Regions from separate parts of the Homo sapiens genome. Here region 1 is linked to region 2. Evidence: chromatin loops called from intact Hi-C (ENCODE). Cell type or tissue: PC-9. All regions are shown on one strand. Links, peaks and the distances in the headings refer to the core of each region. The heading gives the core; the rest is flanking DNA. Region 1 overlaps LOC105377161 (a long non-coding RNA gene). Region 2 has its middle 41 kb from the start of RYBP.

Region 1 (12,471 bases), core at 1,443-9,442, 100 kb after region 2:
GGGTTCTTCTGAGGAGGGCCACACTTTACATAGGCATCTTTAGGAGAGGGCCCTGGAAGAGGTGGGGGACACAGCACTAGGGTGGGAATCAGCCACAGTCCACCAGGAAATTGGGGAGGCCAGTTTTGTCTGAGAGCTGGTGGGCTCTGAATATATTCCACGCTTTCTTTGTCCCAGCCTGGGGAGTGGGGGTGGAAGTAGAGGAGGAAAAGAATTTCAATGAGCTGCTTTTGACTTGATGTCATTTTGTTGGTTTCAATAACTATTTGTTGAAATAATCTGTGCCAAAGGAGGCCAAAAGGGAAGAGGCATAGGACTGGGGTTCAAAGAGCAGACCCTGAAGAGTCCTTGGAGGACGAGGGAGAGTGCGAGAGGCTTAGCAGGGTGGACAGTGATTCTCATTTTACAAAAATGCCCAGTATCGAGATTGCTGCAGTGTTTTCAGTGCTGGGGAAATGACATCCCTAAGGCTTGCATTCTAGATCCTCAAAAAACAAATTGCCCTTTTAAAGTCTCACGGTTAAAGAGATATTTGGTGTCTCTTGAACATGTGGTCGGAGGGTTTTCTGATGGGAATCCTTGGTTGTTTTTAACAAAATAAGCCAGATCCAGAGGCTGCGTGACAGGACCCGGGCACCTCTCAGGCTGTCTTCTCACAGTTTGTCTTCTTTCCTAGCCTAATTTCTAGACTCTCTGCACCTGTGGTCTTTGTTTCACTCCAGCATCACCTTTTCAGCCTCTGCCATTAATTGGACTCATTGAATGCACTGGGCTCATGCCGGCTTCCTAGTTGCTGAATCCAGAGGCCTTTTCTCAGATCTTGTTCTCCTGCTCTCATGGCACCATTTTGATATGGAAGATGGGCAGAGAAGTGCTGGGAAGGGAAGGGCATGGTGCCTGGCTACGGCTCCACCCCCGAGCCTATGGACCTAGGTGAAGACAGGCACTCCTGCCTTCATGCACAAATGTTGCATTTCCCAAGGCCACCCTGGTCGGCCACACCCTGATCCTGTGCTGTAAATAAACCGGAGACCTTAGTGGGTATGCACACAAGAAGTAGCTGAGCCATTGAGCAGAACACACCAGCCGAAGAACACACAAGCAGCTGGACGTCAGGAGCACACTGGCAGGCACCTGCAGGCTGGCAGGCCATCGACCAGCACAACAACATGGAGTTTGGCTGGGGCAGTTGGAGGGGAGCCCCACTGCTGAGCGGCCTGACTCTAGGGGAAAACCACCTTTCCATTCCATCTCCCTTCAGCTCCCCCATCTGCTGAGAGCTACTTCCACTCAATAAAACCTTGCATTCATTCTCCAAGCCCACATGTGATCCGATTCTTCCAGTACACCAAAGCAAGAAACCCTGGGATACAGAAAGCCCTCTGTCCTTGTGATAAGGCAGGGAGTCTAATAGAGCTGACTAACACAAGCCACCTACAAATGGCAAAACTAAAAGAGCACCCCATAACACATGCCCACTGGGGCTTCAGGAGCTATAAGTATTCACCCCTAGATGCTGCCTTGGGATGGGAGCCCCACAGCCTGCCCATCTGCCTGCTCCCCCTAGAGGTTTGAGCAGCGGGGCACTGAAGAAGCGAGCCACACACACCCTGTGAAGGGGACAAGGGAACTTTTCCCATTTCAATATGGTCTTCTCACTCACCTCCTCCCTCTAGACAGCTCTCCTGCCTAGGTCTCCATGGCGCTGTTCTACCTAGCTCTCCTGCTGCAGGTTGACTCCCCTGGTAAGCTGTCTCTAAGATGGAGATGATCAGGGAGTGCTCTCAGCATCACTCCGTGGAGGGAGCAGAGGGAAGCAGGACTGGGAGGGAGAAGCTGAATTGTGAAATAGTCTCAGCAAAGGCCTCAGCCAGCTCCACAGGGACAGGCATTCGGGGCACTGAGTTGGAGCAAAAGAATCAGGTCTTTACACACCCGGTTGATCAGTCGCTGGGGGTGGGCTCCCTGGAAGTAGGCAAGGCTTTGGGCAAGGTGGTGTTATTTAGCCACGGGCCATTCATTCCAACAGTGTTGCCAGCAGCTGGGGGAATCAGTCCCTCCCCAAAAGGGGATCTAGGCAGCACACTACAGTGTCCACAACACCTTCCTTCTCTCCAGCCGCTCCTTCCCTGGTGTAGGTGACCACTTTCCTCTGGTCTCAGGCTATGGCCTTCTGCTCTTCTCTATTTACAATCTCTTTTGTAAAACACTAATAAAGTATTTTATTTACACTTCATACAAGAACAGTAACTAGCATTTATTGGGTGCATCCTATGAGTAGATGCCAGGCACTGTGCTAGGCACTGCCGATATATTATCTCATTCAAGTTCCCAGAAACCCACTGGCATTAGGGGATATCAAAACTCTTTATCACAGCCAAGGAAAGTGCCAGAAGAGTCTTCTTAAAAAAACAAAGCAAAATCCTTTTTCTACCATGTCATCTCCCTCCTAGCTCAAGGCCCTTTGATGGCTCCCAATTACTGTTGGAATAAAAGCCCAGACTCCTAACTCAGCACCCAAAGCCCTCCGAAACCTGTCCTGAGCCTCCCTTTTTACAATTCTTCCTTTTTCCATTCCTGCCAAACCAAGCCCTTCACTAGGACTTTCAGCTGGCCTGCTCCAACCTGCTCCGAGACTAGCTCGGCTTAGCTCTTAACTATGCCTGTCCCTTCCTTTGACAGTCATTCATTCACGTATCTGTTTCCTCATCTATTGTAGACCTAACATATACTAGGCTGTGTGTTGGGCATTGGGGATACAATGCTGAACAGACACAGCCTGTCCTCCGCTTCAGAATCTTAAAATTGTGCAAGAAAGACGAATGTTATTCAAACTTGCCAAATTTTCAGTTATTTATTTATTAATTATTATTATTATTTTTTGAGACAGAGTCTTGCTCTGTCACCCAGGCTGGAGTGCAGTGGAGCAATCTCAGCTCACTGCAACCTCTGCCTCCTGCGTTCAAGCAATCCCCTGCCTCAGCCTCCCAAGTAGCTGGGATTACAGGTGCCCACCACCACGCCCAGCTAATTTTTGTATTTTTAGTAGATATGGGGTTTCACCATGTTGGCCAGGCTGGTCTCAAACTCCTGACCTCAGGTGATCCACCCTCCTTGGCCTCCCAAAGAGCTGGGATTACAGGTGTGAGCCACCATGCCCAGCCTCAAATAGTTATTGAATTCCAGCTTTGACTCAATGCTAAGAGGGGAGCATCAAGGGGTGTTGAAAGCTTAAAAGGGAGCGCTGAGGACCCTTGGTGAGCCAGGTGCTCTTCCAGTGCCCGTGGATGTGGCTGTGTAACTCAGTCGCTTCCCTGCTTTCTTCGTGGGGCCTAACGTAAGTGTTTCTCCTTTTCAGCTCTCCCCTTTCTCCTCTTAATATCTACATTGCCTGTTGCCTCAACTACTCAATCCTGTGCAGCTTTGCTTTCTCAATGTAAAGCGCTGTCGTCTCTCAGGTACATTTTGAGTCTTATGAATGATAGTTATCACTGATTTGAGGACATATCCTGTGCCAAGCAGTCTCTATGCTCTCACACTGTTCAGCAATTGCAATATCCTCACAACCATCCTTCTTCTTCTTCTCATGATCCCATTGTCTTAGTCCCGGAGGAAGTAACCCTGAGACAGGGACTCAGAGCACCTGGTTTACTTGGCAGTTTAAAGAAACATGGGCAGGTCAGTGGGGAGGTCATGGAAGGGAGGGTGTATTATCAGTCAAGTTCACCCTGGGGGAAAACCAGAGCCAAATCCCGCTGGGGAAATTCTGAGAAGTGGCATAGAATGCGTCTCAGAATCACCGTACCCAGGGGGTGAAGGAGTTGGGGTGCTTATTCACCAATTCCCACCAGACGCTGGTTGAGGGCTGTGTGTAGGTGGGAATGGCACTAATTCCTGGGCACTGCTGGCACCTGCAAGGGCAGGCAAAGTGGGCATCGGCAGCCTGAGAAAGCCCCCAGGGGAAGAAATGGAGGTGCCAGAGTACACTGAAGTGGTGAGGACGGAGGGCCTACTACGCCCATATTACAGATAAGTAAACAGAGGCTTCGAGGAGTCAGTCCAAGGTCACATGGCTAGGAACTATCAGAGCCAGGATGAACTGAAGTCTTTCTGGCTCTAAAACAACATAAAATGCCCCTTGAGAGGCATTATCTTATCTTAACCTCCAGTAACCCTTACAGCTCTTTGCACAGGGCTAAGAACCCAGTAAAGAATCCAAAACTGCTTCCTGATTGAGGAGCCTGAACGATGAGGAGCTTCTTAGACCCACAGAATAACAAGGCTTTTTTTCTTTGTTTGTGTTTTTGAGACTGAGTCTCACTCTATTGCCCAGGCTGGAGTGCAGTGGCGTGATCTCGGCTCACTGCAACTTTGGCCTCCTGGGTACAAGCGATTCTCTTGCCTCAGCCTCCTGAGTAGCTGGGACTACAGGTGAACACCACCACGCCTGGCTAATTTTTTTATTTTTAGTAGAGACAGGGTTTCACCATGTTGGCCAGACTTGCCTCAAACTCCTGACCTCAGATGATCCGCCTGCCTCGGCTTCCCAAAGTGCTGGGATTACAGGCGTGAGCCACCATGCCAAGCCAATAACAAGCTTTTAAATGTGCCTCCCTTCTCCATGATAGCAGGTGCGATCACCTAGTTTCTGAATACATTCATGAGTGTCTCGACCCCTTTTTACCTTATCACCTCTTGGACTTGTTTGAAAAGAGGAAAACAGGCCCACAGTCAACGACGGCTTCCTGTCATGAAGCTGAGGCCAGAACTGGAGTTGCTACTCTTGGTCTTCAGCAAAAATTCAAATGCCCATGCAATCCTTTTTTTCCCCTCCATGAAATTCCCCTAACTCGGTTAAAGAAAAAAAGTCAGTCAATTTACATGGTAACAGAAAAGGACAGGGCCTGGTATAAAATATTCCCCCATCTGCACCGGAGGGCACGGCCTACACGCTTCAAGAGCACAGCGGAGGCCCCGGGGATTTGTTTTTCTTTCCCTGACCCGGGGACTCTGATCTCTCACTTAACCTCTGACCTCTTCAATTCAGATAACAGGGAACTGGCAGCTGGGTTGGGGGCAGCTCTGAATGCCACTGGACTCCGCCTGGGTTCATTCTGGCCATGGAGACAGAACAAAGGGAGGTGGCCCTTCCCCGTGAAGCACCCCAGGGCGGCAGGCAGTCCTGTGGGGGCCCCTGCTCAGGTGCCCACCCCGGGGAGCATAGAGGGTTACCTCATTACAGCTAATGCCATTTAGAGCCTACTTTGTGCGGACAGGAAAAAAAATTAAAGCAACATCAATACCTTGATTTGACTCCATTTAAAAACTTCAGACTGAAATAGGCCTCAGCAAAGATCCATGCCCCTCCCTGCAGAGAGGCCTTTTTCCTCCCTACCTTAGGCCTCATTTAAAACAGGGCTATAGTCTGCATTTTAACAGCAGCTATTTAGAGGTGGGTATGAGCCACTTGTTTGAAATTGAATCAGCCATTTTTATTAAGCCATATATTTTCATTCTTGCCGGTGACGCTGGGAGACGATTTTCCAGCCTCTCTGTTTTGCTTTCCAGTGTATTTTCATTGGGAGGAGAGCTGCAAATCCAGGCCCTGCAACCTCCAATTACCCTGCTCCAACCCCATGCTGCTGGGTTGGACCCAACTCTTCACAGCAACCTCAGAAACAATGAATTTTAACCCCCGCACCCGCAACACCAAAACAAATTCCTTCCTAAATAAGGAGCCCGTTGGCTCCTTCCTAGCTGAATTCCCAGCCCCCATCTCCCAACTCCAGTTTCCAGTTTTGTGGCTGCCGCTGCTCCTGCTTGCTGGTGACTTGGCAGCTCAGCAGTGACCACCCACGGTCGTGCCCCAGGGCTGGATGACTACTTAATCTCTGCTAGGAGTTTGGCAAGAGGCTATTCACTGCCTTTAGACAATTAGACATCTCGAGGGACAGACATTTTTTTGGAGCCTCTAGTTCCCAGCTGCATGTGGGTGGGCCTTTTATTCATTCATTCATTCATTCACTGATACATTCATTCACTCACTTATTTATTCTTTCGTTTATTCATTGATTGCTTTGGAACAGCACCTGACACAGAAGGATGACAGCATGTCAGTAGCTGTCATTCATATCCACAGCCAACATTTATCAGGGACCTCCTACTATGTACCAGGAACTGAAGATGAAATAAATAAAACCCAGCCTCTGCCTTCGTGAGATCATACTATCAGAATGTGGTTTTGCACATTGGGATCACTCGGGGAGCTTTTAAGAAAAGCCTATACTAGGCCCCACCCGCAGAGATTCCGATGTGATTAGTCCATGGTGGGGCCAAGGTATCTGCATTTTGTAAAGGCTTCCACATGTTTCTAACGTGCAACCAGGGCTGAAAGCCACGGCTCAAGAAGGAAGGGCAGATAAGGAGACAGCTCTGCCCCAGGGTGAGGAGGGCAAGAGTAAAGTTCTGTGGATGCAAGGAGAGATGGACTCTAACCCTGCCTGAGGTCAGGAAGGCTTTCTAGAGGAAGGAGGCCTGAAGACAGAAGTCAGCATGGGATGGGCCAAGGTACTGGGAAAGGAGAAAGGGGGAGAAGATTCCAGGAGATGGGAACAGCACAGCAATGGCCTGGGTTGAAGGCAAGCATTGCACGTAGGACAATTTCCGATGATTGCATATGGCTGGAGTTGTGTGTGAGAGAAGGGAGCAGGGGATGGAGGAGACAGCTGGCCGAGCAACCCTGCTAAGGGACTAACAGGGTGTTTTGTCATCCATGTAAGGGGTTCAAACACTGCCTAAAAGCAATAGGGAGCAGAGGAGGGAAATGATTAATTTTGCATTTTATTTTATTATTTTTAAATTAATTTACTTATGTATTTTTGAGACGGAGACTCGCTCTGTCACCCAGGCTGGAGTGCAGTGGTATGATCTCGGCTCACTGCAACTTCCGCCTCCTGGGTTCAAGCGATTCTTGTGCCTCAGCCTCTCGAGTAGTTGGGATGACAGGTGCATGCCACCACACCCAGCTAATTTTTTTTGTATTTTTAGTAGAGACGGGGTCTCCCTAGGTTGCCCAGGTTGGTCTCAAACTCCTGGCTCAAGTGATGCACCCGCCTCAGCCTCCCAAAGTGCTGGAATTACAGGCATGAGCCACCACGCCCAGCCAATTTTGCATTTTAGAAAACTCCTGGCCGGGCGCAATGGCTCACGCCTGTAATCCCAGCACTCTGGGAGGCCGAGGCAGGCAGATCACGAGGTCAGGAGATCAGGACCATGCTGGCTAACATGGTGAAACCCCGTCTCTACTAAAAAAAATACAAAGAAATTAGCCAGGCGTGGTGGTGGGTGCCTGTAGTCCCAGCTACTCAGGAGGCTGAGGCAAGAGAAGGGCGTGAACCTGGGAGGCGGAGCTTGCAGTGAGCCGAGATCATGGTGCCATTGCACTCCATCCTGGGCAAAAGAGCGAAACTCTGTCTCAAAAAAAAAAAAAAAGAAAAGAAAACTCCTTCAGCTGTAGAATGGACTAGAGCGCAGCCAGACAGGAAGCCAGGTGAGAAATGACAATGACTGGACGCAGGGATGTATCAGTTTAACTTAGGCTGGGCTCCCCTACACCTTGAGATAGTCTAGAAAAGGAGTCAGAATTGTCCCACCTAAGGAATGAAGAAACTGGTGTATTTGCCCACAGACCCCTGTCTGGTGTTGGTCCAGGGCCTCTCCTGGAGGCATCAATGCCCCAGCATCCTGGCCTGCCCACCCCACTCCCACAGGCATGCTCCTGGCCAAAGCAAGCTCCCTGGCAGAGAATGACAGGCACCTACAAGGACACCATCCCTGGCTGTGGGAACAGTGGTGCCCAGGGCACATGTACAAGGCTGCAGCAGAGGCTGTGACTAGGTCTTTACCCAGTGATGGAGGGCATGAGAGACTGAGGCCAGGAAGAGGCTGGTGAGTGTGGTGAGATTGACAGGTGCAGATGGAAATGAGGAGGCAAGGGTTGCCATCAAAAGGAGGATGGCAACCCTCCAGCACGCTGACTGAGGGCACGAGCAAGTGAAACCTTTAATCCCCAGGGTCAGATCAGCACAAATACAGCCATGTGCCGGCCAACAACCTTCTGAGCATCCATGCAGGGCAGGATCATGGGATTCTGGTTGTTTGAGCTGCATGGACTTTTGGTTTCCAGGAGAGAAGAATTTGCAGTATTTGTAGGAGGCTTGGCTTTAGGCACATAAAAAGGCCTTAACAGACTTTAATTCCGGGTCACCCCCACCCACAACCTTGTGTTCCTCCCTCTCCTCTCCCCATGATGTAATCTCTGATGTAATCCTTGGTATATTTCTGTTCCCTGTCTCTCCTATCCAATCAGCTGCTGTGTTGGTTGTGAATTATTTGAAGGCAAGAAATCCACTCAAACTAATTCAAGTCCAGGAGGCCAGTTTTGGGGAAGATATGAGAGCTGGGGGAAGAACCGAGGGCAGGAAATGTAGCCAGGCTCCCTTTAGGTTCAGAAGCAGAGACCACTAAGACCCCAGGGGTAGAGAAAAGGCTTTTCCTATTTTTTCTGAAGCCACATGGTCTCTCATCTCCCCCTCTATCTTTTCATCTGTTCCATCTCTGTCTCATTTTTGTTCCTCTCTGCGACCTCTCTCTGTGTCTCCGGTATTTGTGCTCAGGTGAGCACATGGCCACTCCAACCTGGCATTCTGTGGCCTCTTAGTTTAAGCCAATATAAATAGGCTTCAGTCTTTATGTCTCAGTTCCTAATTCACAAGGGAGAGTACTGGATTGGTAAGTATTAGAAGACCCAAATCAAACTGGTTCCAGGAAAAAAAGCAAATTTTTTGCCTCAAGTAACTTAAAAGTCAAGGGTAGGCATCAGGCATTGCTGGATCCAGGGGCTTAAGTTCTTTTGTCAGGAATTCTGATGCTCAGCCCTTTTTTGATCTGTGTTGGTTTCATTTTCAGGCAAGTTCCCTCCAGCTTTAGATCCTCTAGTTTAGCAGTCTCAGTAGAAAGGTGGCTTCTTTCTGCCAGAAGTTCCAATCACATTCCTAGGGTTGACTCTCACTGAGCCAACCCAGATCACAGCCCCCTTGCTGAACCAGTTGCTCTGTCCAGTGGATGGAAATGCTGATGGGCCAGACCTGAGTGACACTGCACCCTGAAACCAGATGGACTAAAAACAGGAGAATGGCCAGGCACGGTGGTTCATGCCTGCTATCCCAGCACTTTGGGAGGCCAAGGTGGGAGGATAGCTTGAGTGGCCAGGAGTTCGAGACCAGCCCGGGCAACATAGCAAAACCTTGTCTCTACAAAAAATAGAAAAATTAGCTGGGCCCAGTGGTGTGCGCCTGTAGTCCCAGCTACTCAGGAGGCTGAAGTGGAAGGATCACCTGAGCCTGGGAAGGTCGAGGCTGCAGTGAGGAGCAAAAAAAAAAAAAAAAAAGCAGGAGGAGAATTTTTCTCCAAAGAAGACTGAGGTGCTGGTACCAGAAAAAGGAAAAGGAGGCATGGATTTGAGGAGGCAGAAGTAAACAACCAACATGGTCAAGGGGTGACATCACACCCTTCCACCCACCCTAAAGAGCTCTGAACAAAGCAGGTTTCTTATAACAATATGGGAACCAAAGCAGTCACCACGCTCTCCTGTCAATGTTATCTGAACAATCTCACAGACATCTGCTTCTTCCTTTCTGTGACTGGGGCACCAGCCAGGGCTGACCATCAGCATGTGTGCACTGATATGGCCACCATCGTTGTTAAAGTACTGCACTATTTCCGTCACCTGTTGGTAAATATCCACCGGCCTGAGTCCCTGGCTTCCCCCACCTAGGCCACTCAGGCCCTCTTTTGAATCCCACAGATTGCCACAGGCTAGCCACTGAAGGGTTAATGCTGAGTGCAGCAGGGGCCTCCAAGACCCTGACCCAGCCGCTTCTGATTGGTTGATGCTCATGACCTACCAGTTGTCTCATTGATCTGGTACCAGTAGTTAAATATTTTGAATATCACCCTGGCTGGCAACAGTTTCCTATCTACTCTCCTTCATTCCCCTCCATCCCTCGACTCCCACAGTCTTCCTTCACACAGCCTTCTTAAACTCTGATCTGCACTACTCACTGGCCTCCTCATCATTCTCCCCTGCATCAGGTCCTGACTCCTTCGTAGGTCTCCAGCTGCCCCTGTGAGCTGGTCCCAAATGCCTTTTCAGCCTCACCTTCCCACCCACCTCCCACCCAAATGGCTTGCTTTTCCAAATACGCATGCCTCCTCATGCTTCTCTGCCTTTGCCCAAGCTGTTCCCTTTTTCTGATATTCTTTACCCACATATTTATGGAGGGCCTACTGTGTATGTGTCAGGTGCTGGCTTGGAGGAATAGACTGAGCAGGGAAGGTGGAGACAAAAAAGACAGACAGATGTTGTGAAATGTCTCCAATGGAGAAGCTCAGCCTGGAAGCAGAAAGGGGCACTTAACCCCAGGTCCCAGGAGCTCCCTGAAGGAGGATTCCTGGAGGATGAGTAGGAGGCCAGGAGGTCTGGGGCACAGCAATGAAGTCAAGGAAGCCAGCCTGCCATGCTGTGATTCCAGGGGTCCAGCAATCTGCTTCAATGTGCCCGATGTCTGAGCACACCTCCCGTTTGCTGAGCGCTTTCCATGTGCCGGGCACTTGCTGAGCTTTCCATGCTTGATCTCACTCAGTCCTCACCACCACCCTGCGAGGTGAGGCTGTGCAGAAAATGCAGCTCAGAGAGAAGACTCACACAGCTTGTGAGCAGCAGACCTGCCATCTAAGCCCAGGCTCCCTAGACACTCTGTTCACCCCTCACCCCATTCCCATGCCCCCTGTTTTAGGGCAGAGCACCTGCTCCACCACCCATCATTAGCAAGCTGGGCCTAAGAAGAATAATCTGGCTTCCCCACAGTGCTCGGTCCACAAAGACAATCCTAGACGTGGAAAAGCAGGGAGGGGGTGGCAAGCCCTGCTCTTGGCCACTAACAAGCTGATATTTGATGTGGTTCAGCAGGTGACCTGCCTCCTTGGCTCAGTTGCGCAAAAAATGGGGATAAAAATATCTTGGGGCACTAAACAGGATAATACATAGAAAGCCATTAAACGTGAGCCACTATGTCACCTACTCTTTCAGGACCAGATGAGAAAATGGGATAAGAAGGAAAACAAGGACTCATGCTTAGGTACCCTGGGCACAATTCCTTCCTTCCCAGACAGGGAGGGAGCCTGACTACATACCTCCTCTCTCTCTCTGCAATCAAACACATCTGGGTTGGCCTATCTGCTGTGTGATTTTGGGTAAGTCACTTAACTTCTCTGAACTTTCCTACCTTCACAATAGAGATCATTATGGGGCTCTGCCTTCATTCACTCAGCAAGCCACATGCAGCAACTACTATTTGCCAGGCATGGTAGTAGGAGCTGATGATGTAAGCAAGACAAGCCCCTGCACTCATGGAGTTTATATTCTAAGGGGAAATACAGACCAACACACACATGCACCCACACACAGTCAGGCTTTCAAATAGTGATAAGCATTCGGAAGAAAATAAAACAGGACAATGGTGCAGGAAGGAGGAGGCTGCCCGTGACAAAGTGGTCGGGGGGGGGCTGTCTGTGAAGGTAACCTGGGATCTGATACCCAGTTGGAGGGGAGAAACCTGGCAGACAAAGATCTGGGGAAGAGCTGTTCAGCCAACAGGAGCAGCAAGTACAGAAGCCCTGGGGCATGAAGGAACTTGGTCTATTTTAGGTATAGAGAAAGCCCAGTGGGGCTGGAGTGTGCCAATCAGAGTGAGGGAGAATGGCAGGAATGTGGGGAAAATTCAAGATGAGGCCCTGAAAGGACTTACATGGGCCTCTGACCCATGCCAAGGGCTCCATGCAATGTCAGCTACTTTGCCTGTGCTGTCCTCCCACGGGGCAGCAGGTTGGCTCATGCCAGGGAGTCACTGGCCACCAGAAGGCTGCTGCTTATACACAGGCAAATACGGTAATTCTTTTCCTCCACCTCCCAGCAGTAGCAGCAGCAGCAGGGATATGAATTGATTGTCAGAAGCTGTTTAAGGGCCTGTGATTGAGGAGATGATCTGAGGTAAGCTGCTCCAGTGAAATAAAGGCCAACAGCTGCCTGGTTCCACATCAGCGCTGCGCTTTTCTAAAAGGCAGCTTTGCCTTCCAGCACCCACCCCCACTCCACCCCCAGGAGGCGGGGAGCTCTCCCTTCATACTCTGGGGGAGGGAGATCCTATTTAGTGACAGATGAGATGTTGGGGACTAAACCCGAGGGCGTTGAGAAGTGTAATGGCTGTGGCTGAATATGTCAGTTTCCTGTTCTTTGTGGGTGGGGTCTCAGTTATGAATAAGAATTTCATGGAAATTTTGGGATTGAAAGGAAGGAGGGATTCGGGGAGAATCAGTCCCATCTCAAATTAAAATCTGTGCATTCCTGGGCTT
Region 2 (12,471 bases), core at 2,207-10,206:
GGAGGGCTCTGCCTTCATGAATGGATCAATGCTATCACAAAAGGGCCTGATGGAGGCAGTTTGGTTCTTTTTTTGCCTTTCCTTCTGCCTTCTGCGTGGGAGGGCACAGCATTCAAGACACCATCTTAGAAGCAGAGACTGGGCCCTCACCAGACACAAAACCTGCCAGTTCCTTGATGTTGGACTTATCAGAATCCAGAACTGTGAGAAATAAATTGATAAATTACCCAATTTGTGGTATTTTGTTATAGCAGCACAAACAGACTAAGATAGATACTAATACTAATACAATACCAACATCAAAACTGCTAGCAGGCTGGGCATGGGGTTCACACCTGTAATCCCAGCACTTTGGGAGGTCAAGGCAGGCAGATCTCTTGAGGCCAGGAGTTTGAGACCAGCCTGGCCAACATGGTGAAACACTGTCTCTACTGAAAATATAGCCAGGCATGGTGGTGTGTGCCTGTAACCCTGAGTAATCTTGGGAGTCTGAGGCACAAGAATCGCTTGAACCCAGGAGGCAGAGGTTGTAGTGAGCCGAGATCCTGCCACTGCCCTCCAGCCTGGGTGATAGAGCAAGATTCTGCCTTTAAAAAAAAAAAAAATGCTGCTAGCAATGCACTTCACTAATACTCATTTTACACTGCTAATACTTGTCACCCAGAAAACCTCCCTCCTGGAGAGCCCCAGGTTCTTCAGAACTCAGTAATCACTCTTTAACAAACAAAGAAAATGGTTTCAGCCCCACTGCAGCACTCTGACACATCTTCAAAAACTCCACAGATTTCCAGAAAGACATACCTTCTCCTGGTCAGTGGGGGTTACGCCCTCGGTCACCACTGTCATCTGGTCCTTAGCCATCATCCTCTGTTCCTGAAGCTGCCATTCTCTCTCCCCATCTCTGTTACCCCTGGACCACCTCACATCTGCCATGCCTCATAGCATCATGAACACAAAGCTGGTTCCCAAAAGTGTTTGTGGATAACGGAAGGGGTATTGCAGTCCTGCATATCTGGTCAATTACAGGAACACAGCATCCTGGTTCTTGGCTGGGTGCAGCGGCTCACATCTGTAATCCCAGCACTTTGGGAGGCAGGTGGATCACTTTAGGTTAGGAGTTTGAGACCAGCCTGGCCAACACGGTGAAACCCTGTCTCTACTAAAAATACAAAAAATTAGCCGGGTGTGGTGGTGCACACCTATAATCCCAGGCACTTGGGAGGCTAAGGCAGGAGGATCACTTGAACCTGGGAGGTGGAGGTTGCAGTGAGCCAGGATGGCACTGCTGCACTCCAGCCAGGGTGACAGAGCGAGGCTCTATCTCAAAATATTTTAAAAAGTAAAAAATAAATAAAAATAAAAAAAGCAATATAGCATCCTGGTTCTTGAGTTTTCTGGACTGTCCCTACACCGGGGGCTTCTCTTGCTCTAGAGATGTCCTTGCTAATCATTGCTCTCCTGAGCTGCCTCTGTTTTTCTCTGGACCCTCTCCTCTCAATCCCTTCCTGCTTCCCATCTCTGTGGCCTTGGCTTCTTCTTAACAAGCTTGCCACCCCCAACTTCAAATTCCTGTCAATTTGTTGTAAACAAGCTACCTCTGTTTGTGTCTTGCCTTTTCCCACCAGGGAGGTATAGACATGGTTAAAGACACGGCCTCTGGCACTGGAAGGCCTCCTTTTCACTCCCAGCTAGGCATTCTTCAAATCCTTCCTATCCCTATTTTACAGCTGACAAAACTGACTTCCGGGGGATTTGGTTTTGCTCAAGGACCCAGGGTCCTTCAGGGGTAGGTAGGAAAGATCTGGGACAACTCCCAGGCCTCTTCCAGGCAGAAGGAGAAGTAGGTTGGAGAATGCTAGTTGAGGGCACCTGCAAAAGCTAAATCAAGACTGCCTGAAGCTTAGGAGGAAGGAAATGTGTGTAGATTTAGTTCCTAGAGGGCTTATAAATAGGACCATTGCTCATTTGTCCTGAAAAGTCGCTGGGCAACCTTCCCGAGGTGAGGGGTGGGGGCGGGGCCACATGCCCTCCTGAGGTCATTTCTAGCTTGATGATTCACACGGCAAAATCCCAGCGTGGGTTCAGCGCCCCTCCCCGCACCCGCCCCGTGTACTTTCATTTTGCATTATGATTTTTCACTCAAGCTGATGCGAACCCAAATTGATGTCATTTCCCTCCCAATAAGCTCTTGACCAGAAAACATCTAATTCTCCATCTAGCTGGGATTTTTTTTTTTTCACTCAGTTTCTATAAAATCATGCTGCAGTTTGCCTCGATATTTTCTTCTCTTTTAAAGATAGCATTTGTCAAGGCTTATCTTCTGGTCGTAAAACTAATATATATGCTCACTGCAAAAGAATCTGGAACACAAGAGGCCTGAAAGAAGAAAATAAAAATTATATATAGCATCACACACGTAGACAAACAGGAAAGATCATAGTATGTTTTCTTTCTGTCTTCCCCTTGTATATATATCTTTAACATAATTAGATCAAATGCTTTTTTAAAAATCTATTTAAGAGTGAGAGGGAAGAATCATAGATTCTGGCTTCAGCAGAACATGTGTTTTAATAGGTTATATTTATTGAGGGCTGAAAATGTTCTAGGCACTTTACTCAGTGTGTATTGGTGGAATGTCAGCCATTTATGTTCATTGCTTTTCAAAATCCTCACAACAGCCCCTGAGAAAGATATTACTATCATGCCCATTTTACAGGTGAGGAAGCTGAGGCTCTGAGACGTCCCAAGAACAGCTGGTTCATAAAGCAGCTGGGATTAATTTTAATTAAAGTCATCTTGCTTCCACAGGCTGGGCTCTTAAACTTTTTATTTATTTATTTATTTATTTATTTATTTATTTATTTATTTACTTTTCATAGAGACAGGGTCTCACTGTGTTGCCCAGGCTGGTCTCGAACTCCTGGGCTCAAGCAATCCCCCCAACTTGGCCTCCGAAAGTGCTGAGACTACAAGTGTGAGCCACCACACCTGGCCAGCTATTAACCTTTATAGTATGTATAGAGTTTGTCACTTCATAGGGATAAGTGCTTCAATTGGGAATGCCATGAAGGCAACACTGGCCTGCTTCTCATGTAACTAAGAATTTTTTTTTTTTTTTTTGAGACAGGGTCTCACTCTGTCGCCCAGGCTGGAGTGCAGCGGTACAATCTCGGCTCACTGTAATCTCCACTTCCCAAGTTCAAGCGATTCTCATGCCTCAGCCTCCTGAGTAGCTGGGACTACAGGCACACACCATCACACCTGGCTAATTTTTGTATTTTTTGGTAGAAACGGGGTTGCACCATGTTGGCCAGGCTGGTCTCGAACTCCTGACCTCAAGTGATTCACCCACCTCAGCCTCCCAAAGTGCTGGGATTACAGGCACGAGCCACCTCACCGAGCCTGTAACTGGGAATATTTTAATCAAAGCACAACATACTCGTGGAACAAAGATCATGCTCCATTCTGACCTTCTGCAACCCTTTGCTTTAAAGAATATATAGGGAGAAAGGAAACTGGAGGAAAAGGTCATAAGCGTACTTGCCAGTGCTACTACAAGTTTGCCCATGCCTTCCTATAAGTGTTGCTATTTTAGTGCTTGATGGACATCTAAAGTGTCCCTGGGCATGGGGGAGCTGAGAGGTGCTGGGGCTCAGCACAGATGCTGTAAAGTGACTGCTCATTCTTTCTGTGGCCATTCATTGACTACCTACCGTGTGTCTCTCAGGCACAGTGCTCAGCATGTACTCCAAATGTAATCTGTATAAAACCAGCATGCCCATGGGGTCGGCTTCAAAGTGTTGAAGTGATATCATAATGTATTAGTCATTCTCATAAAGTATGCTCATAAAGACATACCTGAGACTGGGTAATTTATAAAGGAAAGAGGTTTAATTGACTCACAGTTCCACATGGCTGGGGAGGCCTCACAGTCATGGCGGAAGGTGGATGAGCAGCAAAGTCACGCCTTACATGGTGGCAAGCAAGAGGGCTTGTGTAGGGAAACTTCCCTTTATAAAACCATCAGATCAGGCTGGGTGCAGTGGCTCACGCCTGTAATCCCAGCACTTTGGGAGGCTGAAACGGGTGGATCATTTGAGGTCAGGAGTTCAAGACTGGCCTGGCCAACATGGTGAAACCCTGTCTCTACCAAAGATACAAAAAATAAGCCAGACGTGGTGGCACATGCCTATAATCCTAGCTACTCAGGAGGCTGAGGCATGAAAATCACTTGAACCCAGGAGGTTACAGTGAGCCAAGATCACGTCACTGCACTCCAGCCTGGGTGACAGAGTGAAACCCTGTCTCAAAAAAAAAAAAAAAAAACCATCAGATCTCGTGATACTTACTAACTACCTCAAGAACAGTATAGGGGAACCACCCCCATGATTCAATTATCACTACCTGGCCCCATCCTTGATACACGGGGATACAGAGATACAGCCAAACCATATCACATAATTCACACACACATACATACCACACACACCGTGTATCTGGAGGTGAAACATTATTTCAAAACAGCTCAAAATATTATACTGGCTCTATCTGTCAGGATGCTTTGATTGTAAGCAACAGAAACTGCCTCTACTGATCTAGGCAGAACGGGAATTTCTTGGAAGGATATTAGAGAGCACACTAGAGCAAAGGAATGGCTAAAAAGTCAGGCTTGGAGCCATTAGGCACCCAGCCTCTCCAGGAGGTTCTTGGCAGCAGAAAATGCTCAACAATCTCACTGAGCTGCTGTGGCTGGAATGAGAACACTCCAAGTGTTCTCTGCTTTGGGCCTGAATCCATGATTGAGATTTCAGGGAGGGAGTCCCCATTGGCCTTGCTGGCAGTCATGCACTGGGGAGGAAGGGCTGGCCTGGCTAACCATTCCACTAGACAATTTGGAAGATGGACCAGCAGCTGGGCAGATGACAAACAACGAAGGTCTTTGCATTTCTTGAGAATGATGACAGCCAACCACTGAGGCTGTGACAACACTTATAAAAAAAATCCCCCTTTCTCTTCTATCCATTTCTCTCACACGCTGAAGCTGCTCCACAGGATTTCTCCCTACAGTTATACGCAAACCTCACCCAACATCCACTCTTTTATACCCCGGCTGTGCAAAATGTATTCAGAGAACCAGCAGCATTTATAATCTCCAAATGTAATCTGTATAAAGCCAGCGTGCCCATGGGTTCAGCTTCAACATGGTGAAGTAGTATCATAATGTATTAGTCCACTCCTTACACTGCTAACAAAGACATACCTGAGACTGGGTAATTTATAGAGGAAAGAGGTTTAATTGACTTAATCTAGCAAGTTGGGAGCTTGCTAGAAATGTAGAATCTCAAACCTCACCCTAGACCTACCAAATCAGAATCTGCATTTTAACAATATCCCAGGTGGCTCTGATGCACGTGAAGTTTAAGAATCACTCATGGATACACTCTCTTCCTCTCTCCATTTCTTTTTTTTTTTTTTTTTCTTTGAGACAGGGTCTCACTCCTTTGCCCCAGCTGTAGTGCAGTGGTGCAATCATGGCTCACTGCAGCCTTGACCTCCCTGGGCTCCGGTGATCCTCCCACCTCAGCCTCCTGAATAGCTGGGACCACAGGCATGCGCCACCATACCTAGCTAATTTTTATCTTTCTTGTAGAAATAGGGTTTTGCCATGTTGCCCAGGCTGGTCTCAAACTCCTGGGCTCAAGTGATTTGCCTGCTTAGTCCTCCCAAAGTGCTGGGACTACAAGTGTAGAGCCACCGTGCCGGCCTTCCATTCCTTAATTATACAGATCAATCTAGTCTCTCACCAGCCTAAACAAATCCTTCCTCTGTAGCAAGAGGAAAGAGATGGGCTATCAATGACAAGGTTGCCTCTGGTGGGGTGATAGAAGAAATGTGAACATTTGCAGGCTCATAATTGTCTTGTAAACAAGGGTAAAGCAGACACAGTCTGTGACCTCAGCGAGCTCAGGTTCTGGAGGGAAAAGCTGGTCAGCCGGTCCAAATGGATATTGAGGTCTTCCAAGGCAGCATGGCATGGTTCTCAGGGCTAAACTGACTCTAGAACCGCTTGCTCTAGGGGAGGATCCTGGGGACAGAGGGACGGAATGGTAAATTAAGTTTCATTGGGCTGCACAGATCAGTTTGGAAGTCCTGTGGTCCTTTGAGTCCTCTCTGAAATGCAATGCTAGACAACAGTGCCAGGGTACTCAGGGTTGGTCTGTCTCCTCCTCCAAGAGAGCAAAGAAGGAACCAGGCCCAGGGACTCACCCAGAGGGGGCTTGGGAGCCAGTAAAATGAAAAACGTTGAATGTAGAGTTCCGAACGGTCTGGAATCCAGGTATTAATCTGTTGGTCCGTCATCATATTGGTCTTTGCAACATACAAACAAATCAAGCACGAGATTTCCCCCAAAGTTAGCAAGCTCCTGTGAGTCATTTCTCAGGAACTTGGTGGCAGACACTTGGCTGAAGGCAGCTGTGAGGAGGAATGTCCGTGGAGGGGGGTGGGGGGCGGTGGTGGCCACAGTCACGGGAGTGGCTGTGTGGGCGTGACTGTAGCTGGGACTGCTGGGCTATGAAGCTGTGGCTGTGTCTGTAGCTGGGGGTGGGGCTGTGGCCATGGCTGTGGCCACCAGCCTCACAGCAGTAGCCATAACAAAAGGAGGAGCTGCTGACTGGCCTCATCTCAGTGACCACATGGCATCATTCAAAGATTCGTGCTCCTGGTCCCTCAACGCAGGTAGAACTTTTGGCAGAGTCGGGGGAAACTGAGCTAAAGGCAGTGACAGGTTGTACCTACTTGGGCCATGGACCCTGAGGAACCTGAAAAAGATGAGGGAAGAGGTCCCTATCACACACTTTGGTGTTTTGTGGCTGCTGGTGGCAGTGGGGTCTGGCATGAGGGTGACCTGCAACCACACGCACCCAGCTCCTAGGTTCCTGGAGCTGACAGCGTCTGTGGCAGAGGGGCTTGACATGAGGATGCTGTCCCCAACTCCTCTGGTCCTACCCAACATTTTCCTGCAAGGTGGCCCTAACCAACCCCACCCGCATCATTCAAATCCGTGCTTGAAGGGACAACACCATCTCACCCTCTTCCTCATTTTCCATCTTTCTCAGTCCTTGCTGTTCACAGAATAGTCTCCTCTCTTCATCAGCCAGAAACAAACAAAATGCCTGTGCGAACCGATGCTGTGGTTTCACCAGCTTGGTCCTTCCACAAACAGCAAAACTCAGAGTTCAGTTTAGGTGCCTTCCCATCACCCCTACTAGAACACTTTGTCTCAGTAGCCACTGAGTTAACAGTTGTGAAAGCTTTTAGAGAAAGATACATTCTTGTGCTCTTGAAAGAGTATGATTTACATTTCTTTGACATTCTCCAGTTTCAAAAGCCACTTGCAAATGCCAGTACTTCGAAGCTTTATTTCTGTACCTACAAAGAAAGGCACCTCTCATAAAAGAGCTTTTTAAACCATGGCACTTTAGGAAGGTAGAACCTAAGAGGCACAAAACCATAATGATAAACAAACAAATCGGTTTGTGAAGTAGCTCAGGCCATGGTCCCTACTATTCTAGGGCCTCTTCATCTATGCTGATGGCGTAAGTTTACTGAGCATTTATTTGGTGTCAGGTACTCTTCTAAGCACCTTACCTGAATCATCTCATGTGATACTTACAGGAACTCTAGAACTCTAGACCAGTGATTTTCCTTTCTTTTTTTTTTAAGAGACAGGGTTGCTCGCTCTGTCACCCAGGCTGGAGTCCAGTGGCGTGGTCGTGACTCACTGTAACCTCAAATTCTTGGACTCAAGTGATTCTCTTGCCTCAGCCTCCCAAGTAGCTAGGACTACAGATGTGAGCCCCCGTGCCTGGCTAATTTTTAATTTTCATGTAGAGACAAGATCTCCCTATGTTGCCCAGTCTGGCCTCAAGTGATCCTCCCACCTCGGCCTCCCAAGTCACTGGGATTATAGGCATGAGCCACTGTGCTAGACCAGAGATTTTCAATTAGGGGTTATTTTGCCCCTTACGCAGGGGATATTTGGCAATGTCTGGAGACATTTTTGTGTGGTACAACTAGGGGGGATGCTATTGGCATTAAGTGCGTAGAGGCCGGGGATGCTGCTTAAACAACCTATGGTTCTTGGGACGGCCCCACACCAAAGAATTATCCAGGCCCTACTGCAATAGTGTCCAGGTTGAGAAGTCCTGCTCTCAGAGATAGGGATTATTATTCACCCCATTTTCCAGATGAAGACACAGAAGTACAGAGAGGTACTTCAAGATACTTAGGTTTATAAGCAAATATAATCAGCAAAAATGAGTGTTGGCAAAAGATTGAGAAAAGTTTGCCAATATATATATTTTTAATTTTTTATTTTTTCGAGACAGAGTCTCCCTGTCACCCAGGCTGGAGTGCAGTGGCCTGATCTCAGCTCACCGCATCCTCCACCTCCTGGGTTGATTCTCTGCCTCTGCCTCCCAAGTAGCTGGGATTACAGGCGTGCACCACCCACACCCAACTAATTTTTGTATTTTTAGTAGAGACAGGGTTTCACTATATTGGCCAGGCTGGTCTCAAACTCCTGACCACAAGTGACCCACCCACCTTGGCTTCCCAAAGTGCTGGGATTACAGGCATGAACCACCACACCTGGCCAAGTTTGCCAATATTTGGAATGAACTAAGAGTAGGAGGAAAAGAGAAGCCATTCGTTCTATCTCTGTTCTGTAATTTTCTGTTTTTGTATAACATTAATCTGTGGATCCTACTGAACTGACACATTGCAACAGCTCATGCGCAGTGGGGAGCTGTCCTAGACGCTTGTAGTGGCTGTAGCGACACTGCTTTCTAAACTCATTGCTTGCCTCCTCTTGACTATCACTCTGTTTTCCAATTTCACTGCCGCACTCCTCATTCTCTTCTCAATTTGCAACCTGTCCTTCCACTCTGTTAGGTCCATTTGTGATAGTTCAGTGTGTGAAGGAGGGAGGCCCCTGCCCTCTCGACCCAGCGCTTTCTCATATTAGACAGCCCGCATCTGTCTGGGAGGTTGTGGCGGATGGGGTAGGTGACCAGCTGTCTCCAGGTCTCTCCTGGGTAAAACCTCAGAATCATTGCAAATATTAGCTGACAGCCTATACAAGGAACGGGGCCAAAAGGAATTAAAAAGAGGATAAGCCTCCTTCCATATGGACTAGGATGAAAAAATGCTCACGATATTTTCAGTAAAAAAGCCAAGTACAAAACTGAATGTATTGATGATGATTTGTTAAAAGCTTTGCACTTTTGGATGTTCCTTTTACTAAATGAACATGCATTACTTTTATCGGAAATAAACAATACTTATTTTAGCAATAATGTTTTCTAAAAACAAACAAACAAACAAACAAAAAACACACAACAGCCAGGCACGGTGGATCACGCCTGTAATCCCAGCACTTTGGGAGGCCAAGGTGGGCAGATTATTTGAGGTCAGGAGTTCGAGACCAGCCTGCTCAACAAGGCGAAACCCTGTCTCTACTAAAAAACACAAAACTTGGCCGGGCACGGTGGCGTGTGCCTGTAGTCCCAGCGACTCAGGAGGCTGAGGGAGGAGAATCGCTTGAACCGGGAGGCGGAGGTTGCAGTGAGCTGAGATGGCACCACTGCACTCCAAGCTGGACAACAAAGTGAGACTCTGTCTCAAAAAACAAAAAAAAGAAAAAACAGGCAAAATTAATCTGGTGACCAGGACTGACTGGGAAGAGGCACCAGGGAGCCCTCTGGGGTGGCTTGAGAAGGACTGCCAGTTCCCTCTTGACTTCATCACCCAGCTCGCCACCCAGAGGGCTCCACATTTGCATAAACTACTCAGCAAAACAAACGCCCTTGGAAGTGACAGGAACCTGTGTTTCTAGAAGGCAGTTAAGCCACAATTTATTGGCACTCAAGCGTGCTGCTCCCTTGGGGTCTCACCCCCCAACCCCAAAACCATACTTACCTCCACTTCCAGAGGAGTTCTCATCATTACAATTGTATGGGGATCCCATTTCACCAACCTTATGCCTACAGTAATTTTGCTTCCCACTTTAAACCGTACCTCTTTGCCATGTCCCAGCTCTAGGGCTGAGCCAGCAGGCTTATTGCCTAAGGGAAGGAGAACAAGCAGAGAATAAAGAGGCCATTGATCAGCATTAGCGTCTCCAGGCTGACATTCTTGACCTCTGCGGAGGGACAAGGGCCTTGAAAGCAAGGCTTTATGGAGGAGAAAAGGTATTTCTCAACTCCTCAGATCCCTTCTAGCAAAGTCAAGCTGACAGCTCTAAGGAGATCTTCCCAATCAGAGTGTCTCACCACCCCCTGAGAGATTTGATAACCTCTGCCCTTGGAGCAGCCTGGCACGATCTGGACAGGTGGGGATCTCATTAGTCTTCTGGTATAGCCTCCACTGAGGTTCCAGATCCCCTCTTGGCCATGCAGCACATCATGCCCTTATTATTTTATATGTGTGCCACTCCATGAAAAAGGTGTTGGCCAGGCACAGTGGCTCATGCCTGTAATCCCAGCACTTTGGGAGGCCGAGGCGAGTGGATCACTTGAGGTCAGGAGTTTGAGGCCAGTCTGGCAAACATGGCAAAACCCTATCTCTACTAAACATGCAAAAATTATCTGAGCATGGTGGCACATGCCTGTAATCCCGGCTACTCGGGAGGCTGAGGCAGGAGAATTGCTTGAACTCAGGAGGTGGAGGTTGCAGTGAGCCGAGATCCCGTCACTGCACTCCAGCTTGGGCAACAGAGCGAGACTCTATCTCAAAAAAGAAAAAAAGAAAAAAGAAAAGAAAAAGGTGTCAAAGAACTGACCTAGATCCTTGAGTTTTGCCATTTGCAGAAATGCCCCAAACATGCTCATGCTGCCCTGGGAGGATGGTGGAAAGAAGGAAAATCTCAAGGGCCACTCATAAGGTCAGATGTCTTTAGGGAGTGGGGAGATTTAGAATCATCCAAGAAGTGACGGGGAAAATTTGAGAACATCAAGGTAAGTGGATCACATCACAGGGCACTGCGTGAGGAAGTCTGCCAGCCATGGGGGACCTCACCTCTGGTTAAGCACCATGTATCCCCAGGCCCAAAGCAATGGCACACAGGTGGTGGCAAGAATGTGGATAGAGGAATCTGAGAAAGATGGCTTGGCCCTCCATGGCCTGTGCATGGACTGTGGGGGACACCAAATTTCCCAGGGGCCTGGGCTGGGTCCAGGGAGATGCCAAAAGAACGCTGGCCTGTGATCAGGATGAACAGGCTGACACAGGCAGGGAATGCAAGGCCAGAAGCAAATGACCTGGAATCTGGTTGCTGGCCAGGGCCTGCCCCAGCCCATGGGATGCCTTTGTGCAAATTAGAAAAAGGCTTGCTCTTCTGACTCACACAGCCCCATGGGCTTGTGGCTTGGCTAGCAAAGCACTGGCTAGATTTCAGCTCTTCTGTGGACACCCTCATGGAGGGCGTAACTCTCACAGCACTTAGACATGACACTCATTCCAGGACATCACTACAAAAATCTGGGTGGAATGATAGTCCCCAGCCAGTCCAGGGAGTCTCTCAGAACAGCCATTCCTCACAGCCTGGGCGGATTCTGTTTCCCCTTCCACTTCCCAGTTTTACCCCAAATTCGCACATTCCTAAGTACCATCATGAAAGGATGGGGGGGGGGGTTGGGAGGAGATGAGAATTGGGAGGTGGGATTCAGAGCTCTGACTGCACTTCTCCCCCTCCTCAGTCACCTAATGACTGAGTGATCTCAGAGATTGGATAAGATTAGCCAGGTGTGGTGGTGTGCACTGACTACTTGGAAGGCTGAGGCAGGAGGATCGCTTGAGTCCAGGAGGTCGAGGCTGCAGTGAGCTGTAGTTGGGCCACTGCACTCCAGCCTGGGTGACAGAGTGAGGCTCTGTCTAAAAATAATAATAAAAATAATTAGAAAATAAGCTACATTTTCTTTCGTTTTTTCTTTTTTTTTTTTTCGAGATGGAGTCTCATTCTGCCTCCCAGGCTGGAGTGCAGTGGCAAGATCTCAGCTCACTGCAAGCTCCATCTCCCAGGTTCAAGTGATTCTCCACCTCAGCCTCCCAAGTAGCTGGGATTACAGGTGTGCGCCACCATGTCTGGCTAATTTTTGTATTTTTAGTAGAGACAGGGTCTCACCATGTTGGCCAGCCTGGTCTTGAACTCCTGACCTCAAATGATCCACCCGCCTCGGCCTCCCAAAGTGCTGGGATTACAGGCATGAGCCACTGTGCCCAGCCAGAAGCTACATTTTCTTTGCATATATAAGCATTGGGCAAATAAAGCCACATCCCTGCTAAACAATTTTCTCCCTCTTCTTACATTTTTTGGGAGGTGTAGGTACCTCTTACAGATAGAATGGGTGGCTGAATGCTGTTGTTTGTCCTGGAACTGTCCTAGATTTTGCTGATTTTCAGGATTATTAT

The links. Peaks named below come from ENCODE experiments on the same cell type or tissue, not always from the same donor. Only the 100,000 strongest peaks of a DNase experiment are listed, where the experiment ranks them.
Region 1: it touches region 2 in a loop (2.1-fold over the local background); 2 of 110 quality-filtered maps call a loop at or near these places.

The regions. Positions count from the first base shown.
Region 1 is chr3:72,585,913-72,598,383 of GRCh38, forward strand. The region is part of intron 10 of LOC105377161 (a long non-coding RNA gene); the gene reads right to left. Among named protein-coding and RNA genes, the nearest start is that of RYBP, 150 kb to the left of the region's middle. RefSeq lists an enhancer at 4,648-5,475. In PC-9, for the core only: no CTCF peak of the experiment used is centred there; DNase peaks (open chromatin) are centred at 5,879 and 6,239; H3K27ac peaks cover 1,349 bases.
Region 2 is chr3:72,481,061-72,493,531 of GRCh38, forward strand. No RefSeq gene overlaps it. Among named protein-coding and RNA genes, the nearest start is that of RYBP, 41 kb to the left of the region's middle. RefSeq lists enhancers at 1,449-1,949, 6,116-6,633, 6,634-7,151, 9,049-9,753, 11,267-11,771. In PC-9, for the core only: no CTCF peak of the experiment used is centred there; DNase peaks (open chromatin) are centred at 3,821 and 6,451; H3K4me3 peaks cover 608 bases; H3K27ac peaks cover 863 bases.